3 separate regions of the Homo sapiens genome follow, and all the other regions are linked to region 1. A link is a loop called in an ENCODE intact Hi-C map of the cell type or tissue named here. Cell type or tissue: PC-3. All regions are shown on one strand. Links, peaks and the distances in the headings refer to the core of each region. The heading gives the core; the rest is flanking DNA.

Evidence for each region. A loop is a pair of places that touch in the nucleus more often than their neighbours do. Peaks named below come from ENCODE experiments on the same cell type or tissue, not always from the same donor. Only the 100,000 strongest peaks of a DNase experiment are listed, where the experiment ranks them.
Region 2: it touches region 1 in a loop (7-fold over the local background); 6 of 110 quality-filtered maps call a loop at or near these places.
Region 3: it touches region 1 in a loop (2.9-fold over the local background); 4 of 110 quality-filtered maps call a loop at or near these places.

What each region holds. Positions count from the first base shown.
Region 1 is chr1:218,357,458-218,365,624 of GRCh38, forward strand. All of the region lies in intron 1 of TGFB2 (transforming growth factor beta 2), which reads left to right. Among named protein-coding and RNA genes, the nearest start is that of TGFB2-AS1, 16 kb to the left of the region's middle. In PC-3, for the core only: a CTCF peak has its summit at 4,087; a DNase peak (open chromatin) is centred at 4,074; H3K27ac peaks cover 1,010 bases.
Region 2 is chr1:218,548,731-218,556,897 of GRCh38, forward strand. No RefSeq gene overlaps it. Among named protein-coding and RNA genes, the nearest start is that of LINC02869, 43 kb to the left of the region's middle. In PC-3, for the core only: CTCF peaks have their summits at 4,682 (motif pointing left) and 4,882; a DNase peak (open chromatin) is centred at 4,681.
Region 3 is chr1:218,654,196-218,662,362 of GRCh38, forward strand. No RefSeq gene overlaps it. Among named protein-coding and RNA genes, the nearest start is that of LINC02869, 150 kb to the left of the region's middle. In PC-3, for the core only: a CTCF peak has its summit at 4,381; DNase peaks (open chromatin) are centred at 2,306, 2,636, 4,906 and 6,706; H3K4me3 peaks cover 441 bases; H3K27ac peaks cover 4,735 bases.

The sequences.
Region 1 (8,167 bases), core at 1,885-6,884:
GAGGAATTGAATTCACTGGCTTTAGTGTCTGTTAGGAGGGAAAGCCTCATCGTGCTGAGAAAGCGGTCCTCCCTGGGCCGGGACCATCCCTTCATTCTCTCAAATGAACGCTTGGATTTGTTACTGCCTGATAAGTCAGAAATGTTTGGCTTAGATGTTCCCTCAACCACAATGACTTGAGGAACTTAAGGCAAATGGAAAATGCTTCCTGGATATTGTAAAGTCCAAACCTTCTGGAAATAGTTTGAATGCATTTCCATCCCTCCACAGGCAGCTGTTTTTCTCTCACACTAGCATGTTCCACTAGCGTGTCCCCGTCCCTCAGGCCTTCCAAGCTATCTATATGTCGGTAATTATGAAACAGGTTATTTCTGAAGAAGAGACGCTGCGTTTCTGAAGAAAAAGTCATGGAGTAGCTATTTAAGAATAACACTGGTCTTTTGGAGTTGTTGTTTCAGGAAGTACTGTAGTATCTTTTTGGTCTTCTGAAAGAAAAAGAAAAACGTTGTGACTGTGACTTTGGCTCTGTTTATTTTACTTTTCTTATCTAACCCACACGACACTGACAAATACCACATCTGTCTTGACAAGCTAGTTTGCAAATAACTATTCATTCATAATTTTAGGCTATTGTAAGAATCCTTATTTGTTACTTCATCTTGTAAGCAAGAATGCAAAATTTGGTTTTGAGAAAGACACTGAAATGACCGCAAGTCCACTGGTCTTTGCAAATCTCTCCATCTGAAAAAGATGACTGTGTACTTTTTAGTGGATTTTCAGAGCTCTAAAATATTTATTGTTGCCAAAACATAGATGGGAATTTTCTGAGAAATATAATTTAATTTTAAAGTTTTGGATTCATTTCAGTGTTGGTAATGTCAGTGCTTCTTAGACCAAGTTTATCAGGGATTTTTCTGTTTACACCAGATGTAGCAGTAACTTTGTCATTTCTTCTATTTTGATTTTTTTAAAATATGATCATTTATTCCCCTATCTATTGGCTTAATCTCATTTTCACTTATTTTCACTTTTGCTTTGACATCTTATGGCAATATGACTGCAGTTGTTTCTACTTCCTTTATAGTGAACTCTTTTTTTTTTTTTTTTTTGAGACAGAGTCTCGCTCCGTCACCTAGGCTGGAGTGCAGTGGTGCGATTTCAGCTCACTGCAAGCTCTGCCTCCGGGGTTCATGCCATTCTTCTGCCTCAGCCTCCCGAGTAGCTGGGACTACAGGCACCCCCCACCATGCCCAGCTAATTTTTTTTAGTAGAGACGGGGTTTCACCGTGTTAGCCAGGATGGTCTCAGTCTCCTGACCTCATGATCTGCCTGCCTTGGCCTCCCAAAGTGCTGGGATTACAGTCGTGAGCCACCGCACCCAGCAGTGAACTCTTGTAATAAAACTGCTGGCTTAGAAACTCCAGAAAAGTGTGAATGACTTATTCTGATTCTACTTTAGACAGATAAAGAAACAATCACAGATGGAGGACTTTTCTGTGCAAAGGATGGGTGGTTTGGTCAAGGAACGGTCCCCCCAGAGGTCAGTCAGGGCTTTCTGTGGGGAAAATGTTTCTACATTCAAGTTCATCCTTGGCATTTTGGGCTCTGCAGGTTAACGAGAGGGAGACAGAGGAAGGAGTGCACCAAACCTCTGACTCCTACCTGGAAGTAGCCAAGCAGAAGCAAAGCTGAATAATAGCCATGACCTCAGGCTCTGAAGCAGGAGGTTCCACCTTCAGATGGATCTGTTAAACTTCACCACCCTGGGTTTCTTGTACCTGTCTTCACTGTTTTCTGTCTGAGATATCTTGAGGCATTTTTAAAACATTAAGTTGTTTTGGATAGTAATTTAGTCACTCATTTGTATCTCTTCATAGTATTAAGCCTTAGGTTATTATGTGTGTTAACTAAAATCACTGATCGGATCTCTAAACTAAGTCCTGAACTGCCATGATTCCACCTACTAAACTTACACTTTTCTTCTACGTAGAATGAGGTGACCGGTGCTAGTTTGTCCTGGAGAGAGAGGTATTTCAGAAGAATTCCACTGTCAGAAAATATCACCATCAATAATGAAACTATGTGTGTAAAGTCATGTCTAATTTTATTAACTGTTTGTCACAAGTACTCAGATTATAGAAAGAGGGTCTTGATCTAAGCTGACCCTGAATTGTTATACATTTGGATCAGTTTTCCCTTTCTTGCTGAGAATTCTCTAAGAAGAGTAGAAACTCATTGTAGTTCAGTGTTGGGAGGAATGATTGTACCCACTTACAGAGTTGCTATATCACAAGAGAGATGCATTGTTTGTTTGTGTGGAGAGGCTGGAGGGATTAGGGCAGGAGCTTATTTGATAGGGAGTTTAGTTGTACATTTGTAAGACATCTAATTTTACTTAAGATATCATTGCAGTAAGAATGGCTTTATCTCTATCCTATAGACCCTCACAGTAGACAAAACCACTACCTACTCAGAACAAATAGCCCTTATGAGGGAATAATTTTTCCTTGATTCACCTGATTGGATTGTTTTGAGGTCAAATGAGGTTCTGTAAAAGGCCTTGCTAACCTGTAAGGCATAATAACCTGTACCAGGGTTCTCAAATTTTACCATGCAAAATAATTACTGATGTACCTTTATAAATGTAGATTCCCAAGCCTTTGTCAGCCACTCCAATTCAGATTATAATTCAGTTCGTTTTAAGATGGGCTCCAGAAACCTGCATCTTGATAAGGCGGCCAGGTGATCCTTGTGCAGATAGTTCAGAAACATACTCTGGAAACACTGTGTATTTTTGTTTTGTTGCTTTATTTCTTAGCTGTGTCATTGCAGGCAAAAATAAACCCCAACATTGTTACAGTTAATTAACTTCCTAGTCATTTAATTACTTTGTAAATTACCCATGCGAAGTTTTAATTCTAGGACTGTTTCTATTTTATGACTTGTGTTACCCATAGTCCCCCATCATAAATTAGTGAGTGCCTGCGTTCTTCTAAAAATATCAGGTTTCTCACATGCACGTAGTGAGGGGAACAACACACACTGGGGTCTGTCAGTGGGGATGGGGTAGGGAGAGCATCAGGATTCATTGCTAATGCATGCAGGGCTTGATACCTAGGTGATGGGGTTGATAGGTGCAGCAAACCACCATGGCACACGTTTACCTGTGTCACAAACCTGCACATCCTGCACATGTATCCCGGAACTTAAAATAAAATAAAATAAAATTTAAAATAAAAAAAGTTATGTTTGTAAGACTATAAATGCCTCAGATTTTGAGAATTCTTTACATTTCTTTGTTACAAAGCCTTTTCGCATATATCCAAAGCCTCACTGTTCTAAACAGAGTGTATCCATACCTCAGTGCTGCTTCAATGATGTAGATGATTGAAAACTGATTTTTTTTCCTTTTTCTGAGACAGAGTCTCACTGTGTCACCCAGGCTGGAGTGCAGTGGTGTGATCTCAGTTTACTGCAACCTCCGCCTCCTGGGTTCAAGCGATTCTTCTACCTTAGTCTCCTGAGTAACTGGGACTACAGGCACGTGGCACCACACCCAGTTCATTTTTGTATTTTTAGTAGAGACGGAGTTTCACCATATTGGCCAGGCTGGTCTCAAACTCCTGACCTCGTGGTCTGCCTGCCTCGGCCTCCCAAAGTGTTGGGATTATAGGCGTGAGCCACCGCGCCCGGCCTGAAAACTGATTATTTTAAAACTAAGGTTTGCTTTCTGTAGACTGAACAATCATTAGCATCCTTACATCTCTATCTCATTCATGGTCTTAACTTCTAAGGCATTGGATCAGCACCAGAGCTCCCTGTCCTCCTGCCTTACTTAAAAACAAAAAAGAAAGAAAGGAAAGAAAAGAAGGGATTTTAATGCTGTTTTATAGCAGAGTGAAAGTAAACCAAAGGTGCATACTTGAGAACTGCAGGCTGGAAATTGCAAGTGACAATAATTACCTCATCTTATTCCCACACAGACTTCCTATGACCTGGGTGACCTTGGGATCTGAATTCTGTTTAATAGAATTGTCCCTCTTCTGCACCACGGCGTACACTGGCCTGAAGAAGGTGCTGTTTCCCAGGAAAAGCACTTAAATCCCCCCAAGAAATGCATAGGGCCATAGTTTGAAGAAAAAGTATTGCTAACCAAGTGACTTACTCTGCATATTCTACCTTTCTCTGGTTGTATTCTTTGAGATTTTTATTTAAGATAACTTTCAGCATCTCTTTTTAAAGGTCAGATACGAATGAGAAAACTTTGTCTGACTTGTTAATCTTGTGACAAACCGTTTATATCCAGTGTAGCTTCCTGTCTTTGCTGACTGGTTATTTGAGGGAATTTTCTTCCTGTAAGACTGTGGAGAAGCCTCTAAAAATAAACAGCATGGTTTCTTATTGGTGGGAACATATGTGAGCAGATGTCAGCTGGAAGCAGCATATGGTGGCAACATGATAGCAGTATGTGCTTATAGAATCCCCGCTGTTGGGTCTTCGTCTTCCATGCCACACTGGCCAGTCAGAGCCCCATATCTCAGTTAAAGAGTGTTCCGCCTAGAAGGTGTAATCCACACATTTGTGAAAAATCTGCCACTGGGATCTTGATAGTGGGCTGAATATTGGACATGGTAAGTTCCAGAGTATGGAAAAAGTCTTTGTTATCCATTTAAAAATCAAGTGATAAGAGGCACACATATGGCAAAAATAAAAAATAAATCAAGAGAAGAGTCCACAAAGCCTTTGTCTTGTGTTGAAAGAAGTTTTCAAGTCAGGTCTGAATAGTGGCAGTGTTACTTCTAGAAGACGTGCTCTATAAACATGGAAGGTGCATGGACTCCCAGTGTATGAAAGGAGCCAGGAAAGAATGATATTCATGCCAGGCCCTAATAGGCAGTCAGGGCTTCTTTTGTCACACAAGTTAGACAACTGCTCATATTCCTTGACCACCTTTTGTCTGTCAGTCTGTTTTAAATATATCATCTCATTTCAATTTTATAAAAACCCTCAGAGGCAGGGTTACGTCTGCCTCATCTTACAGACTTCTCCATGGATTCACAGGAAATCAGTGACAGAACAGGGGTTTGAATTAACATCTTCTTCTGCAAAAATTCTATATTTTTATTGACCTTACCACCAATGGAAAAAGTTTTGAACACTCAGCAATATTTCCTCTTCAATTTGAGATATTTTGTGGGGGAGGGGGTGTGCTTTCTTTTCTAAGAATATGGTGGGCAAAATACAAATTGGGTTGCTGTTACTTTAAAGAAAGTGAAGTTCAAATTTTCCAGATGTAATAACTATTGTGGAAGATGCGTTTAGTCCATTTCAGAGAGCTCTAGCTTTTTAAACTGTAGGTAAGTAGCCCCAAACCAATATTCACTTGTATTTTTGACTCATTCAAGAAGGAGTTTTCACATGCGGGTTAGAAATGATGACAGGTGGTTTTAAGAACACTGAAATCTAGGCCAGCCAAATGAAAACCAAAGTTTTATTCTTAATCGGTAGACTGTCTTTTGTCAAAGGAGGTCAAAGCCTTTCTTATTCATCTTTAATATAAATCAAGGTATTTATTTTACCGTTTCAGTATGTAAATTGTACTCTGTTATTTTAACATTAGAACGTGCTAAAGGGAAAACTGAATTCAGGAGTCTGACTGCTGGTTAAGGGATGCCAGAAGATCTGGGACTAAAATCTGGAATCCTCCTTAGATCCTCAGTGTCTAATCCCCTGGCCCCAGGTAGCAGGGACCTTATTTCTGGGGAAATGATAAGAACATTCAATGAGTCCCTCTTCTACTTTGAATCTTTGTATAGTTCTGTGCCAGGCATCTCTTCAGTAAAATAGCTAATGACTGTGCTTTTTAAAACTCCTAGCTGTCTGCCCAGTTGTTACAACACCCTCTGGCTCAGTGGGCAGCTTGTGCTCCAGACAGTCCCAGGTGCTCTGTGGGTACCTTGGTGAGTACACTTGTCTGCTTTATTCCTCGTTTGACATAGTTATATCAAATCCATCTTTAGTGTTTGTCTCCTGTGGGGAACTTGCCAGAGGCAAGATGAGATTCTGAAATGCAGCCTTGTACCTGAGCGATCACAAAGGTGCCTAGAATTTTTTTTAGTAAGAGTTTACATGAGAAAAACTGATGAATAGCTTTGAAGTAATGCAATGACTATATTGCAGCATGTAAAAGAATGACTTGTGGGGATGAGATATGTGTTTTAGGGGTCACAGAGTGATTTGACATACACCTTTCCTGATCCCCATGGAGGCCACTCTCTGGAGGGTTGGACAGCATGGCCTGAATGTCAAGGGAATGTTCCTTTTTATATCTTTATTTGTATCTATGTTCTTGTTCTTGACACATAGTAGTTGCTCAATTAATGTTTCTTGTCCTGAACCAAAGTGAAAGGAGATTTTCTCTCCTTTAAGGTTCTAGAGCAAGCTTGTCCAACCCTCGGCCTGCATGCAGTCCAGGATGGCCTTGAATGCGGCCCAATGTAAATTTGTAAATTTTCTTAAAAAATTATGAGATTTTTTTTTGCAATATTTTTAAAGCTTATCAGCTATCGTTAGTGTTAGTCTATTTTATGTGTGGCCCAAGACAATTCTTGTTTTTCCAGTGAGGCCCAGGGAAGCTGAAAGATTGGACGCCCCTGCTCTAGAGGGAGACCTGTCGGGGAGTTATGCTGCTGATTATTTGTGACCTTTGTATTGACATGTCTCGTTTGCTTAAGGAAATGGATCGTCATGGGTCAGGCCCTCAGCCAACTGGACCTGTGAGCTTGCCACTTGCTCAAACCACTTAGCCCTGACCCTCGGAGCAGGTGCAAGCTCCTCAGAGCCAGCACCAGGTGTTAGGCTGAGGGGTACAAAAGCCAGAAGTCCTCAACCCTTTCTTATTGGGAACACTGATTAATTCAGCCATTTATTGAATGCTTACTATATGCTGGACGATGAGTCCACAACAAAGAATAGAGCTTGGGTGATCCTGACGCTCAAGGAATTCAGTGGCTAAAGTTATCCCTGAACCATGCTCAGGAAAAAAGGAAACAGACTTGCAATCCTGGCATTGGTTCACTGCATATTTTTGAGGCCCTGAGAAGGTTTGGATTATGTTGATTCTAAGTGTGGGTGGAGGTCCCGGCTAGAGACAAAAGAAATGTTTTTATTATCCTAGGAAAAGCCTAGGTCACTGGATACCCTATTCTGCAATGTATCATGCCTACACATTGTTGGTTAGAAATCAGTATAGTTTATTTACAGTGGCCTAAGCTGGGGTTTCCTCAAAAAGAACTCATTCTGTTGAGAATATACGTTGATTTTAGTACAGAGAGCCTCAAAGTGGCTACAAGCTGCAATGTGAATAAAAAGAGTGAAAAGTTTAATCATGCCTTTAAAGCTCCCGTTTGTGAGTCATTACGTTTTGTTTTTATACTCTAAATTCTAATTTTATTTCACTAGCTCAACCAAGGAGTTAAACATCTGATTTTTTCCCCCTAGCTAACTGGCTATTTGGAAAGGAAAACGGGAGGGAATGAGAGAAAGAAAACATTTGTTGAATACCCCCTATGTCCCTGGTACTTAAGACACATCATCCTAATTTTCCCCACATTGGTTGGTCAGGGAGGGCCAGAATGACGATCCCCATTTTTTAGGAAATCGTGGTTTGGAGAGGTAAACACCTTGTCCTTGGTCACAGAGCTGGCTGGTGACAGAGCCAAAATCTGAATTCAGGTCTGGCCCAGATGCCACCATACCACAGAGACCCCAAACTTTTCCCCCCTTTTTTGGCTTTTCCTTTGGAATCCTGTCCTGTTAATTTTGTAACTTTCTTGCCTACTACTTGGGATTAATTTCCTTTTCATCTTTTCCTCCCATAGTAAACAAAGTGAGAGGCCTACCCTGGTTCTTCGGGCGGTTTTTCTTCTCAGACACTCCTCACTTGGGGTTATTTTCGGTCACTTAATTGCTGCGAGCTTCTGTCTTCCTTTGGTGAAAAAGCATTGGAAACCCACCCTGCTCCTCAGCGAGTCAGGGAAAATCAGGAGTGTCTGAGGGTGTGGAAGGGGAGATGGGGCGCAAGCTCCACATAGATTCCCATAACAGTGGGAGGCTCTTCCACCTTGCCTAGCTCGCAGGCTCTGGAAAAACCCTGCAGACCCCTTTC
Region 2 (8,167 bases), core at 2,110-7,109, 190 kb after region 1:
ATTGAAGTAGTTTAAGCTTGGAGAAAATTAGGGAGGTGGTTCTGCATATGCCTTGAGTCCTAGACTCGATGGGTTCTGAGAGATCATGTATCCTGGCCCTCGGCCTATGATCTATTCTGTTTCACTCTATTATTGAAAAGATTGTCAACCAGTTTCTCCTTGACAGCTTCCAGCAAAGGGGCGTTCACTACATTGCAAGGAAGTTTATCCTGAAATTAGTAATCTGTATCTTACAGCTGTTGCAATTTCCTGGGATAGTGCATAATATCTACTAGCCAGTGTTCTTGGCACTTTAGAGATATTCACCCATTTAATCTTCACTTTAACTCCATGGATAAAATGTCCACCTAACAAAGTAAATTCTATTAATACCCACATTTTTTTAGATGAGGAAATTAAGGCATGAGTTGGTTATGTAACCTTCGTAAGGCCAAAGGATTCAAACCATGGTGGTCTTACTCCAGTGTCAGCTCATAACTAGTGTAGAGAAGGAACAACTGTTTTTCTTCTACCCATTTCAGGCTCATTGACTGTATCCTATAAGTTATACTACTAAAAGACAGATTAGGGCAGACATGGTGGCTCACGCCTGTAATCCCAGTTCTTTGGGAGGCCGAGGCGGGCGGATGACCTGAGGTCGGGAGTTTGAGACCAGCCTGACCAAAGTGGAGAAACTTCGTCTCTATTAAAAATACAAAATTAGCCGGGCATGGTGGCGCATGCCTGTAATACCAGCTACTCAGGAGGCTGAGGCAGGAGAATAGCTTGAACCTGGGAGGTGGAGGTTGTGGTGAGCCAAGATCGCACCATTGCACTCCAGCCTGGGCAACAGGAGCAAAACTCTGTCTCAACAACAACAACAACAACAACAACAAAATCCAAAAACAAAAAGACAGATTAACAAGAAAAAAATAAACAGAAGTTTATTAGCATGTGCATTGTGCATATATGTGGGAGCACCCAGTGATGAGCAACTCAAAGGGGTAGTTAGAACTTGGGTTTATATAGCATCTTAACAAAACACAATACAAGTTTTTTGAGGGAAGTGACAAGACAAAGGAAAAGGACTTTGAGTTTGTCGAGGTAACAAATTGTGAGAAGGCAAACATATGGGGGAAACTAATGGTAAGTAAGGGCTAATGTTAGCAAAGTTTTGTTATGTAAATTTTTCTGGTGCCCACCTTTGGACTGAGAAGGGTCTAGCACTGTCTCTGATGAGGGCAAGAGCTTTTCTTATATCTGCTTCTTAATAATCCTTATGCCAAAGTAGCAAGCATATTGCGCTATCTTTCACTTGTTCACTCTAATGTTTAATACCTCTTGCTAGTTATTCAAATATTTGAGGACAGTTATTAGGGCTTCCCTAAGCATTCTTTTCTCAGGCTAACTGTTCCCTAGTTAATACAATCTTTTTTTTTTTTCATGCTATGATTGTGATCTTCTAGGAAAGCATAATTTAGTTTGTGATTGTCTCTCTTAAAACCAGTGCTCAGAACTGAACCCAGGCTCCACTAAGTTCTGAAGAATGTATAGAATTGTGTGGAATCATGTAATTGTTAGGTTCTAAAATTAGGCTGGAAGGTGAGAATTGAGAATAACCAAAATTACCTCTGAAAAAGCCCTTAACTGACTCATAATAGAGATTACATAAGATATTGTATATAATTCTGTCCAGAAATTCTTCTGCTCATTAAAATTTGAGAACCACTATGTTGACTAAAGAATGCAAAACAAAGAAAGTTGATATACAGACACCTGCACATTTAAAACATTCTGTCTTTAAGGTAATAATCAAATCACCAGTGATGAATGAAGCATGGATAGAAAATACTCAATTGGTTCTATTTGCCTGAAATATTACTTCATTGTGATTAAATATTAAGCTCTATAATATATATTAATTATTTGTGTTGCATGAGAATTAAACAAGAAGGGGGATAAAGATAGGTTCTAAAATCAATGTGTAAGTTTAATATAATCGGAGGCCTTGCCATTCAGCATGTATTCTCAAGAGGGGAGCTATCATTCCCAAGGGGGTAAAAATTGGTTCTTGGTGGGCAAAAAAACATACTTTTAAAATATAAATCCCAGACATATACACAAAACATTTCATGGGGCAAGTGATAATTATAAAGACATGTATAAATAGGCCCCTTAGAGAGTGATAATGACAAAAGAATTGAGAAACACTGCTATATGACATTGCCCCTTGATCTGGACACCATATTAATGCAGTTCAAAATTGCATTTGTTATTTTGGCAGTCATACTGCTCACATTTTGGGTTTAAATAAAGTTCAAAGGTTTTATAAAAGAAATTTGATTATTGGGTTGTGATGAAACAGACAAAAATGTTTTCAAACTAAAGTAATTGATTCTGCATTGTGACATGTCGATAAATCTCAATGGCTGGCATTTGCTCTTCCATTGATTGATACATGGAGGACAGTTTCAGCTAGGCAAAGGGGGGAATTTTGTTCAGCAGATGTGGGGCTTTCAGCTTATAAACTGTGCTCTGTGTGAATGCCTGCAAAGGCAGATGAATAAATTCACTTGATTTTGGTTTTTGACTTATAAGCCCATGTATTTCATCCTTGATGCTGTACTGAGAAAAAATGTAAATCCCGTGGCCATGACTAGTTCCAGCAAAAGGTCTCCCAAATATTTCTCAACTCTATCATCACCATCACCAAAAATAAGCTCAAAATCTCACACCCTATTGAGACGGAAGAAGTGGTTTCAGTATGTTTGTTTGCAAAGGATGGAACATTTGGCTTTTACATATGTATTTGTGATTTTTTTGTGGTTATATAGTTATTACCTTCCCCCTCCCCTTACCACTTAACAAATGACATCAAATCCCTTTTCAGGAAGGAAACTGTCTAGGTAAGGCAAAACACCATTTACATACTAAAATACCATACAGTTGCAAAATAATATGTCCCAGGAAGAGTTTGGAAGGAGAGGGCAGAACACCTTAAAAACTAAATTGCTCTGCATAAGAAAATATGAAGCATTTACCCTGTTTAACACTTCTGAAGCAGGAGAGGAAGAGAGACAAATATGGTAGGATTGAGATGGGCTGTATGGCTATAACTTAAGGAAGCGGCAGCTGGATAAAATGGCCATGACATTATTTTGAAAGAACCTCAATGTCTATCTTCCAAGGCCCAGTGGTAAAATATAATCCCTCCTTCATTATCTATCATTTTAGTGTAATATTTTAAAATGAAAAACACTTCAAATAATTATAACAGACACTCATGTGTGCACTAAGAACAGATGTTAATATTTTATACTTTTGTTTCAGATCTGTTTTTTAAAATTTTATTTATTTATTTATTTATTTTGAGACGAAGTCTCGCTCTGTCACCCAGGCTGGAATCCTGTGGCCCGATCTTGGCTCACTGCAAGCTCCGCCTCCTGGGTTCACGCCATTCTCCTGACTCAGCCTCTGGAGTAGCTGGGACTACAGGCGCCCTCCACCACGCCCGGATAATATTTTTTTTGTATTTTTAGTAGAGACGGGGTTTCACCGTGTTATCCAGGATAGTCTCGATCTCCTGACCTCGTGATCCGCCCACCTCGGCCTCCCAAAGTGCTGGGATTAAAGGTGTGAGCCACCGCGCCCAGCCCTCTTTTTATTTTTTAAAAAGCCCTACATCACGCCTGTAACCCCAGTATTTTGGGAGGCTGAGGCAAGTGGATCACGAGGTCAGGAGTTTGAGACCAGCTTGACTAACACGGTGAAACCCTGTCTCTACTAAAAATACAAAAAAAAATTAGCTGGGTGTGGTAGCGTGTGCCTGTAATCCCAGCTACTTGGGAGGCTGAGGCAGGAGAATCGCTTTAACCCTGGAGGCGGAGCTTGCAGTGACCTGAGATCACGCCACTGGACTCCAGCCTGGGCGACAGAGCGAGACTCCGTCTCGAGGGGTGGGGAAAAAAAAAAAAAGTCCTACAAATAGAGCTAAAACTCTATCTTCCCCTTCCCCTTGTTTCTCTTCCAGAGGTAACCAATTTCCTAAAATAGTGAATATCACTTTCAGGTTTTAAAAAAAGAGTATGTATTCATTATATCTCATATATTCATTACTAATATTCACTATTATTCTTTATATTTCAATTTTTTACATAAGTGTTATCGAACTGCATTTTTGGTCTCAAAACTAACCTGTTTTATGCAACTTGCTTTTTTCACTCAACATTATGCGCTGTGTTGAAAAACAATCCTGGTTCATTCCTTTAACTGAACCGTAATGTTCATTATATATAAATTTAATGTCATTCACCAATTCCCCTGTGGAAGGAAGTTGAACTGTTTCTTTTCTTTTTTTTTTTTTGTCTCCAAACCTCCCTCAGTAGAAGTAAAGAGGGAGGACCCCGCCCCAACCTTAGACACCCACATTTCTCTGTCCCATAATACTCAGATTCTCCACCATTATCCACCTGGAAGAAGTCATTATGTCCTTTATGGCTATGTCAGTCACTGTGGTAAGCTCCAGACTCCCATACTCTTTAACTAGCGTGAGGTCCTCTCTCCTACACATTCCCAGCCTCTGCACTCCTTCCACTTTGCCCTTTGGAACCCACTGCCCTTTTCTTGAGTTTTCAAGGATTCATACTCCATATTTCCTCCAGATGTTCAGTTCTTGGTTCTAAATTAAACCCAGGCTCCCTCTTGCGGTCACTGCCTCCTCTGTGTCCTTTTACTTAGTGGCTGTTCTCTTCACTCATCTTGGAGGTGGGATGGTTGGCCTCCTTGCTTCTCATTGCAGTCTCCAAACCATTCACCATCCCTCTTCCCTTTGAGTCTCCTGTCATTGACTCTATCCACAACTCCTCCTTGTAACAGTCATTCTAAACCTAGGTTACCCCTCATTTCACAAAGACATTTAGTTTCTAGGCTAATGCTTCTCAAACTTCAGTGAACACATGAGTGTCTAGGGGGATCTTGCTGAACTATAGATTCTGACTCAGTAGTTCTGCATTGGAGCCTCAGATTCTGCTTATCTGACAAGAACCCAGTAATATGGAAGCTGCTGGACCACTCTTCAAGTAGTAAAGTTCTAGATCACTGTCACTTTCCCAACAGTACTACTATCTTTTTGAGGGGAGGATTTCAATCCCTATAGAGACAATCCTCCCAGCACCCTGTACTTCAGATCATTAGCCTTCTCTCCTCCAGTAAACTTGTTTCTATCTCAGACATTCCCTCCTCTACACCTTGTTATTACCCAAACTGGCAACCCTTTCATGATCTTAATTTTCAGCATCTAATTCTCCATCACCTCTTATCTTTCCTGCTCACTGATTCTATTCCCCAAACACAAACAAGTCTTGAACTTCCCTCATCCACTCAAACTTACAGTTTCTCCACCTCCCTCATTCTATTCATGTTCACTCTTAACTTTACCCAGTTTAGAGTCCATGGCAGTTGATTATAATCACTCTCTTGTATACGTGGCCAACTTCCTCGCCCCTTCTTTCTTCATCATACTCACTTGACAAAAATCTCAAACCTGGCTAATTACAATGCTCTGCCTACTACACATTTGCACCCATGCTCCTAAATGAAGACAAGGAAAAGGTTGCAGTCCTATTGGACCATGAGTCTCATGTTAAATTTATGAGCACAAACCTCAAGTGGAAGTGGAATGCCATCTGTCAATCACACTATCCCTATCCCATTTTCTCTCTTGCACTCTTCCAGATAGCAATTTTGTGTCTTCTCCTTCCTCAAATCTCCAATACCTCCTCCTCATTCCTCACTCTCAGTTGAAGATCTCACTTATTATTTTATGGAGAAAGCAAGAATGACAAGAAGACTTCACAAGCTCCCACCCTAACATACACTCAGGCATTCCTCCTTAGAACTCTACCTCTCTTACCTACTCAATGCCATGCCTCTAGAAATTGTCTCCTTCTCTTCCTGCATTATATCTTCCTCTCTAATGCACTGCATCTTCCTTTCAGCATAAAGCATACTTTTTAAAAATTACTATAAGTTCTGGGATACATGTGCAGAACGTGCAGGTTTGTTACATAGGTATACACCTGCCATGGTGGTTTGCTGCACCCATCAACCTGTCATCTACATTAGGTATTTCCCCTAATGTTATCTTTCCCCTAACCCCTCACCCCCAACAGGCCCCAGTGTGTGATGTTCCCCTCCCTGTGTCCATGTGTTTTCATTGTTCGACTCCCACTTATGAGTGAGAACATGTGGTGTTTGGTTTTCTGTTCCTGTGTTAGTTTGCTGAGAATGATAGTTTCCAGCTTCATCCACGTCCCTGCAAAGGACATGAACTCATCCTTTTTTATGGCTGCATAGTATTCCATGGTATATATGTGCCACATTTTCTTTGTCCAGTCTATCATTGATGGGCATTTGGGTTGGTTCCAAGTCTTTGCTATTGTGAATAGTGCTGCAATAAACATACATGTGCATGTGTCTTTATAGTAGAATGATTTATAATCCTTAGGGTGTATACCCAGTAATGGAATTGCTGGGTCAAATGGTATTTCTGGTTCTAGATCCTTGAGGAATCACCACACTGTTTTCCAGAATGGTTGGACTAATTTACACTTCCACCAACAGTGTAAAAGCGTTCCTGTTTCTCCACATCCTTTTCAAGATCTGTTGTTTCCAGACTTTTTAATGATCGCCATTCTAACTGGCATGAGATTGTATCTCATTGTGGTTTTTATTTGCATTTCTCTAATGACCAATGATGATGAGCTTTTTTCATATGTTTGTTGGCTGCATAAATGCCTTCTTTTGAAAAGTGTCTGTTCATATCCTTTGCCCACTTTTTGATGGGGTTGTTTGTATTTTTCTTGTAAATTTGTTTAAGTTCCTTGTAGCTCTTTGTCAGATGGATATACTTTCAGGGATCATTTCTATAGTTTGTTATCCATCTGGCTTTTTTCTTTTTTTTTTTAGATAAATTCTCACTCTGTCACCAGGCTGGAGTGCAGTGGTGCCATCTCGGCTCACTGCAACCTCTGCCTCCCAGGTACAAGTGATTCTCCTGCCTCAGCCTCCCGAGTGCTGGGACTACAGGTGTGCACCACCACACCGGCCAATTTTTGTACTTTTAGTAGAGACAGGGTTTCACCATGTTGGCCAGACTGGACTCGAACTCCTGACTGCAAGTGATCCACCCACCTCAGCCTCCTAAAGTCGTGGGATTACAGGCATGAGCCATCGTGCCCGGCCCCAAGCATACTTTTTTTTTCCACTTAAAAAAATAAAAGCCTCTTCCTCATTCGTCCTAGTTCTCTGCTCATTTCAAAGCAAGCTCCTTAAAATAGTTATCTACACCAAAGTCTTTGATTTCTCCCTCCCTACCCTCTTTTAAGCCCACCACAGTTAGGCTTTTGCCCATACTACACCTCTGAATTGGAATTTTTTTCTATCATAATCAACATTAGATGTCTTATTACCTTCAAATAAAAAAACTTTTAAAAACAGCTTAGTCACAGAATGCATAAATTATTAACTGAATGTGAACAGTTAAAACAAACACAATAACTAGCTGCATGCATACCCTGAAAATATGGGTTTACCTTTGACTGCCAGTTACTTACCATACAGGAAGCTGAAAATAGTTCTGCAGTCAGAACTGGCTAGATCAGTGTCTTACTGGTTGCCTACCTAATTGATTGATAGATTCACCTATTCATTTATCCACCTTTTGAGTTCTGAATTTACTAATTCACCCCACATTCTGCATTTTTTTCTTTGCCTTCCCCCCATTCCTTTCCCCCTTCTCTTACTGGTTAATGGATGTCATATAGGCTTTCAGATTCCTTTAGGGAGCCGCAATACTCACTATGAGGATCTTTTTATGAAACTTTGTTGACCTCACTGCAAATCCTGATACACTACATATTTTACTTTTCTACCTTATTTTCCTTATGTGTTTATTATATCCTCTTATACAAGAATCATCCAGACTGTTGCTCGTTCTTCTAGCTGCTTTAACTTAAAACAGGGAGATTTAAAAGAGTACTTCATCTTCAAGTGAATAAACTAGTTCCTATATTTATTTTACCTTTAGTCTAAGCATTTACCAACATTGTAATTTTCTGCTCTTTCCTTGCTTTTACATTCTGCACACTTTATTTTATTTTTTTGCTACATTTTTCTGTCTTTGGCTCTA
Region 3 (8,167 bases), core at 2,110-7,109, 300 kb after region 1:
AATTCTATTCATCCTAATATCCGTCATGTTTCCCAATTTATAATGCAACATTTATACTCTAACATTAAGTAACAGTGTTTTCTGAGCATAGTTTGCAGTTTTCAAATAGTTATATAGTGCTTTGTAGTTTAGAAATCACTTTAGCCTATATAATCTTAGTGAATCGGCCTAACATTTGATACAATGTGCTGGAGAGAAAAGTGACAGTTTTTCCTGTTTTCCATGGAAGAAAGCAAGTTTCTAAGATGTTAAATGACTTGTTGAAGTCATGCAACTAGAACTAGGCTGGACCAGCATCCTTCATCTGACATTTAGCATATGCATTAAATATGCTGCTATGCCATGTGCTCTTTAATACAATGGAGATATAGCAGTCAATATGACATATAAAGCACTATCTCTCTTGGAGCTTACATTCTAATAGGGGTTGTCTGATAAAAGATAATTAGTTAAACAAGATTGTCTCAGTTAGTTGTAAGTTCAATGAAGGAAAAATATCAATGTACAGTGTAGAGAGTGACTGGGCGGTAGGGGTGGGAGGTCACTTGGGGCTCAGTGGTTAGGCGATTACACTTAACAATGGACATTAATGAGAAAGTGCAAGCCGTGCACAATATCTAGGAGAATTATATTTCAGGCAGCAGGTACAGCAAAGTATAATAGACTTGACATGAGCTTTCACTTTGCAGGCAACGGAATGTGGCTGAGCTTTAGTAAGTGAGAGGAAGAGTGTGAGGGAAGATTTAGGAGAGGTAAGCAACGACCAGATCCTGTGGTGCCTTAAATACCATGGGAAGGAGTTCGCATTTTTTTGTTTTTTTACTATTAGTGAGATGGGAAGCCACTGGAGGGTTTTAAATAGGAGTGATTTGCGTTTTTAAAAGTCCTTCTTGCTGTTGTGTGTAGACTTGTCTCCTTGGAAGGGAACAAGCATGTGGGTCAAGGGAAATATTCCAGAAGGTTTCTAGGCAAGGGGTAGCCCTGAGTTCAGGTGGTGGCAGTCAGACTTCCTGAGTGATTGGATGCAGGACTGAAAACTGTGGTGTTGGATTAGAAACCTACTGCACCCTTCATTATGACACATCAAACTTCAAAGGTTCCAAATGTGTCTCCCAGCTCTGGGAGGATCTTGGCAGCACAGCCCTGTCTTCCCTTCACTCATGTACACCAGTCACTCTCAACCTTCCATCAACTCTCAGAACCCACCAAGCTCATTCCTTTAAACCAAACACTCCACTTTCCCCTGTTCTCAGTGTTGTCTTCGCATCCTTCAGTTTCAAGGCACACATAACCCCCTCAGAGACCTTCCCTGACTTCCCTAGAGAATTATATAGCCTCTTCTGCTCTCCTTTATCCCTGCTCATACTTCCTGTCAATTATTATAGGGTGTAACTGTTTATCTATTTGTTTGTCTGTCTGCACTAGAATGTGAGCTTCTTGACAAAGACTGTGACTTCCTTGTTCATAGTTATGCTCCCAGGGTACTTAGTTATGTTCCCAGCTCATAGGGTACCCAATACACAGTAATAGCTACACTTTGAAGTATTAAACACATGACAAAGAGTATCCTAAGCACTTTACATACATTAATCTATTTAATCCTTCCAACAGTTATGAGAGGTGGAGTCTATTACCATTTACCTTTAATGGATGAGAAAGTTATAAAGAATTAAAGGCACTTGCCCAGGTTCTAAAACTAGTGAACAGATGAAATGAGGGTGTACATCCAGGCAGCCTCTCTCCCAAGTCTGTGTTCCTGACCACTACCTTGTCCTGCCTTCAAAATCATAGATGAACCAATAATGATGGTACTTAATCCTCTGCTTAGCTCTAAATGATGCTCTTAACAATTTTTCACTTGACTAAAGTCTGTCATTATGGATGAATAATTACAAAACCTGAACAGCTTCTAGCTTCATCTATCCCTTATTTAAATGACTCAGTAAAGAAGATGTCACTTTCCAGCTTCCACCGGCTAAGGTCGGGTTTCTTTCATTCTCTTTTTTCCCTCCCAAATAATGGAGGAATGATTTTGCTCCTACGGCTTTTCACCCCCTGGTTTCTATAGATCATGTGATGTTTTGCATTTTATTGAGTTCTGCTACTTCTAAGCTGCTAAATTCACTGCTGAACTCATCTCCTAAATTATTTGACTAGTTCTTGAGCAATTAATAAAAGCAACCTTTAAAAATATTTACAAGACAGTTTTCTCCACAGCTTGCTGTTTACAGACTGATTTACGTGTACAGGCATTACTAGGTGGATCAAAGCCAGGATTTTCTCCTTTCTGTGGTCTCAGCACCCAGCACAGTTCTGAGCACATAGTGGGAACTCAATGTCTATTTGTTCAATGAATAATGAACACAGCATATGAAACATTTCAGATAATTGTGGTCATATGTCTATTTGGTGAAATCATACAAAATGCATTCAACTGAGGGTCTGCTCAGACTCTGGCTGGTAGAGAAACAGCAGCACTGAGCACTGGTGGCAGGTGGAGAGTGAGGTCCCGATTTTGCTCATGCAGGTCCACCAACACCATGTTTCCTTCCTGACTCTCTGGTCCTCCACCTTTGCTCATTCCATAGCTGATCTTCCACTCAGCCCCTCCAGCCTGAGTCATGGTATGACCTACTTTCCAGGCTCTGTGCCTTTCTCCTGGTTCCCAGACTCTGACAGGCATTCTCTTTCCTGGCACTGAGCTTCTGTGGACAGATATCTGGTAGCAACCTCATCTTGGCATGCCCTGGGTAAATTTCATCCTCCACGCCAACTCCACCCCCATGTCTCTCCCCTCCCCCAAATTACTAACTGCCATCTCTGATGGGTCTTGTCCCAGGTTGGAATGACCTATTTTAAATTCATCTTGCTCTTAGAACTCCTTTGGTTGCTTGAACTTCTTGCTTTTTTATACTTCTTTTGGTAACCTCATTTATCCCCCCTTTTAAAAAAATCTCTAGTTTCATCAAAAGTCTTGCCTGTTTCAAAATATATTCAGCCATTCTGAGGACAAACACCAATGTCTCTTTGCTCCTTGACAAGCACATCTTACCTGCAATACACTTGCTCTGTGCTAAGAGTTGTACACACTGCTAGGCACAAAACTGTGATAACTGGGTTGTCATCCTTGTATTCCAGTGAGACAATAAACAGCAACAAGTATAAACAATATACAGCAATGAATGTCCTCTAATTTTCACGATAGTCACATTCCAGAGGTGGTTCCTATTTGTATTTTCATTTCTTTGTTCTGCCAACTCTCCAGTGTCTCTTTTCTTCAGACAATATTGCAAGTACAGTGGTATACAGTGTGGAAAAATTTGCCTTGTGTGTTTCCAGCATCAGAATAAAAGTCAATGGCATTTTCTACTGAGGAAAATCAGCTTTTAATTATCTTTGTTTGGATTTTTTGCTGTTTGTTTGTTCTGGATTTCCTGCTCCAAAACTCAACATCTCTAAATGCTATCAACTTCTTCAGCCTGGTTAATTTTTATTTCAACAGTGAAAATAAATTCTAATATTAAGCAGGTAGATTATAGCAAAATGAATTTCAGAGAAACAGATGGAAAAGTGAGGAAAATTCTGAGACCCTTCACTTTTATAGTTGTGGTGGTAACAATAATGTAATGATGATGATGATAATGATGAGTTGGTCAAATGACATTTCAAGGCAGATTCCTCTCTTTATTTTTTTTAATAACATCCAGCTGAGCCTGGCACACTTTTGGAAATTTCTTTTGAATTAATTCAGAGACCATAATTTTCTCCTAAAGTGGAACAGTCATTTGGAATAAGGCCATTTCATAACATTGCAAGGTTGAAAGAAATCTTAAAGTTTATCTCATACAAGCACCATCAATTGTTCTGGTGTCCTCTCTAACATTCCTGCCAAGAGGAGGGTTTGGCCACTGATGGAATACTTAGAGGAAGGTCTGTTCTCTGAAGCATTAGGAGGTCCTCTCTTTGATCGTTGATCATCTTTCTTCTCATTCCTATTGCAATTGTACTTTTACTGTGGTTGGTTGGCTGTACGCTCCAAGGAGGTTGGGGGTAAGAATTCTAAGACAGACCATCCCAGTCCAGTTGCATAAAAGCAGTTTGCTATGCTGGAATTAAACCAGCATAGACACCATTCATCTTAATAGAAATCTTTCTGAGTTTGAATCTTATCTACATGAGCCAGTGAGAACATCAATTGCCTCTTGTAAGTTAACAACTTTGCATACTTTAGAAGCGATACACCTAAATAAAAAAGAATTCTCTTCCAGTAGTTTGTGGTAGAGCCAGTAGGAGCAGTAGTGCATACCATGTACAGAAGGGATTTACTGGATTTCAGAACAAGTTTCCTTGTTGCTTATTGTTTATTGCATTAGTCTGAGCCCCTCTACTGTCCCAGTACTAACCCTGACTAATGTTAACCATTAGGCAAGGTATAACTTCTTTCCTTTCCTCAGCAATAGCTCACGCTTAATAACTGCCTTGACAAATAACTGTTCTAGTGTACTGATCTCTAAAAGGAATGGATAACTTTCTCATATTTTCTTTTACGCTCTGTTATTTCTCACACAATTAACTTTTAAAAGCTGACCCCACCTGTATCAGGACTGTAGTCATTTTGGGAATAATATGTTGCATTTATAAAACATATCTTGATGTGAAATAAATCCTTTCTCTCTTCCTGTTTTATATTTCACCGGTCAGAATTATAAAGAGGTAGGATTGAGCAGTAAGAACACTGATTAATGAACAGCCACTGAATACATCTTTGGAAGAATTGGGTCTGGGAACTCGTAGCAACTCATGGCAGAGTAATTCTGTTTGGTGGTCTTTGAGCAGGACCACAGAACCACAGGCTTTGCAGAACCTTAGACGACGTGAGTGATCAAAAGCCTCATGACTCATTCAGGGGTGAGCTGAGTGGGGTGAGCTGGCAGGAGAGAACTTTTAAAGAGAGGCTAAAATGTAGCCGAATGACTAGCTGACTGGGTGGTGCTAGGAAACTCGTTGCCTTTTGTATATTGACCTGAACAAAAAAAAATAGGGGTTTGCTTGGTAAAAAGGCCGTAGGCATTAAGTTTAGGTGCAGGATTGGATACATCTGCAAGATGTCTTACTGGGCCTGCAATTAGTAAGAAAGATATTAACATGCATGAGGCAGATTCATCTATTTATTCCACACCTTCTATGAGAGTCCAAACTTTAAAACTTTGGTCTGAATTTTTCAGCTGGGAAGATTTGAAATGATTCACCTATTCATTGATGTGAATTCTCCTTGGGGTGATAAAATGTGGCTACCATGGAAATGACTTAATTTTGTCAGACCCATAAGTTTCTGAACCTTCCAAAAAGTGATTTCTATAGACAAAAAATGGTCTATGAGTGTGTGCTTTGACTCCATATCACCATGAGGAATTATGGTATAATTATATTTCAAATAATATCAGTCTGTAAGTGAAATGAAATCTATTAAAAAATGTTACATTATAAGTGACAATTCACTGATAATCCTTCCAGAAGATCAAAAGCAGAATTCAGACATTTATAGCTGTATGAATATATGTATCTGTATAAATTCCAGAAATATGTAAATTGTGAGTGCATATATATAGTTGTGTAGAATTTATATAAATTTTTGAAAAAATTCTATATGTGTTTATGTAGATTAAGATCAAGATCACAGTCCAGATATGCTTTATTATTTTTTGACTGCTTGGGCTATAAGGGCTTAAGGAGAGGTAGGAAGAGAGGCTTTTCTATGAAAAAAGACTGTTCTCATGCCATTTTCAGTCTGGGTGGAATTCAAAAGTATTAGAGTTTTCACAAACAGCCTTCTTCTCAAAGGTTTTTTGGCCAAGTTTTGATACCCCAAGAGGCTGAGGAAAATATCTGGCCTTCTGAGCACATACCACACTGTCCAAACCTTTTTAGCCTGACCCGTCACAGGCAATGGCAGCAACAAAATAGGCAGCATCTTAAGCAAACAAGACAGCTAGACTTTAAGACAGGCAGCCTTAAATTTGTGTTCTTGTAAGAAACGTTCAATTCAAAAATGTTTTCTTTTAACAGAGTTAAAAATAGTTGAAACTGAAATAGCTCATCCTATGAAACACTTAAGAGTAAAATGTGTGTTTTACTTTATTTTCTTTCTTTCCTGAAAAAATGTGTTGCATTAGACAAATCAGGCCACTGCAGCCAGGATGGAATGTTAACCATGCCACTGGATGGCAAATTGGAGGGGCACATGCCTTTCATCTTAATTATAGGCTGGACAGGGGAATGCACTATAGTCTCTGCTACATATAAGCAGGAGAAAACTTTCCCAGGGTATTTTTCTTTTGCATTTCTGACTCTTATTGGATTGGAAACTTGTCCATGTGACCCAGCAGGGTCCACTTTCCTTAATAAGGTTAAAAATATGCCAGAAATGCTTTCCTTAGCACAGCCTATGAGTGTCAAATGTGAAGGTGACAGCACTCCCTTTCCTTTTGATTCTATTTCACATTTTCTTGGAGAAAGTCCCACTGTTATCCTACAATTCTCTTCCAATGTTACCCTTCTGATAGGGTCCATAAACTAGAGTGTCATCTGAGATGGAATAATTGTAGAGATTCATTTTGTGTCACTGTAAAATACAGATTTTGTTCTTTTTTTATGACTCTAATGACTCACCTTCACTAAATCACAGCCCTTGAGATGTTTTTCCTGTAATGGGAATGCATTGACGCTGAGTCATCCATACTCTTAATCAGGGTCCCTTATGACCAGGAATTGCATCTAGAATTGGGAGTAGTCTATAACTGCAACAGAGTCTATCTAATGGGCTTTTAAAAGGGTAATGAAGTGATCAAGAGTATCTACTTTAGTTAAGAAGAATTGGTGTTAAATTTGGGGATTGCCATTGGATCTTTGGTAGACTTTTTATTTTCAAATCTCCCCTTCATCTTGCAAGTTGGTTACATAAAGTTGTTGCAAGGATTAAATGCAATAATGCATCAGATGTATTTAACAGAGTGCTGAGGTTATTTTAAGGAGAATGCCTTAACCTTATTCTCATTTCTAATCAATTGAACCAAGTAGCTGTAGAAAGATTACATAATTCCATAGGTAAAAATGCTCTCAGTATGATTAAAAATATTCTCTCCTGATTTCTAAACACTACTATCATCCAAACCTTTGAGACCAGTGGGTCTCAAATAGGGATAAATTTTGCTCCCCCAGCAGACATTTGCCAACAGCTAGAAACATTTTTTGCTGTCATCCCTTCAGGGCAGTGGATGTATCTGACACCTAGTGAATACAGGCCACGGATGTTGCAAAACATTCTATTATATAGAAGGCAGTCCCCGACAACAAAGAATAATCTGGATTAAAATGCAGATAGTGCAGAGTTTGAGAGACCCTGGTTTAGAATAAAAGCTTTAGGGTCTATTGTTTGGTCTGAAAAGCTATCACAGCGGACATTCAAAGAAACAAACCTATTACATTTTTCTCCATGCCTCATTTATTCTAGGAACAGTTTCTAGTGTCTACTGCATTTGGAACCCAGCATTGTTGGTGGTTCTGATAGGCTCTGGACTTGTGAAGCCAATGTGCTTCTGAAGAGGTCATGAAGCCATGTAACGGGTAAAGGACAGACAGAGGAATTAGTTAAACCCTTCTGATGGTAAATGAATGCCTTAAAACCTAGAGATTAAATATAAATTAGAAACAGTTTAGATGATTTAATACCATTGCTATGACTAAAAGAGAATTTTCCGAACTAAATTCATCTTCGTAAGAGGTTGATATTTTCACCGATTGACAAGCTTTAAGTAGGTTGTGGTAAGTGTAGAAACTGGCCTGTCTACAGACTAGCTGCTGCTTTTTCAAATCCAGGTGATGCCCAATGCCAGGTTTGAAGAATGCCAGATTCAAGGTTTACAAAAATAATATTCACTAAAAAAGATAAAATGGCTAATTATTATTGAATTTAAAATTAAAACTTTCCCAGTAAATTCAGGAAATTTACGAATTTCCCTGTTAATCAGTAAAATATTTTGTTTTAACCACCCATCTTTTAAATATCTAAAATTCACTTTTCTTTTAGGGAAGTATAATCTTCTTCTGTCAAATTGCAAACAAACTGGTTTCAGTATCGAGATCTACATTTACGTGTAGTCACATTCAT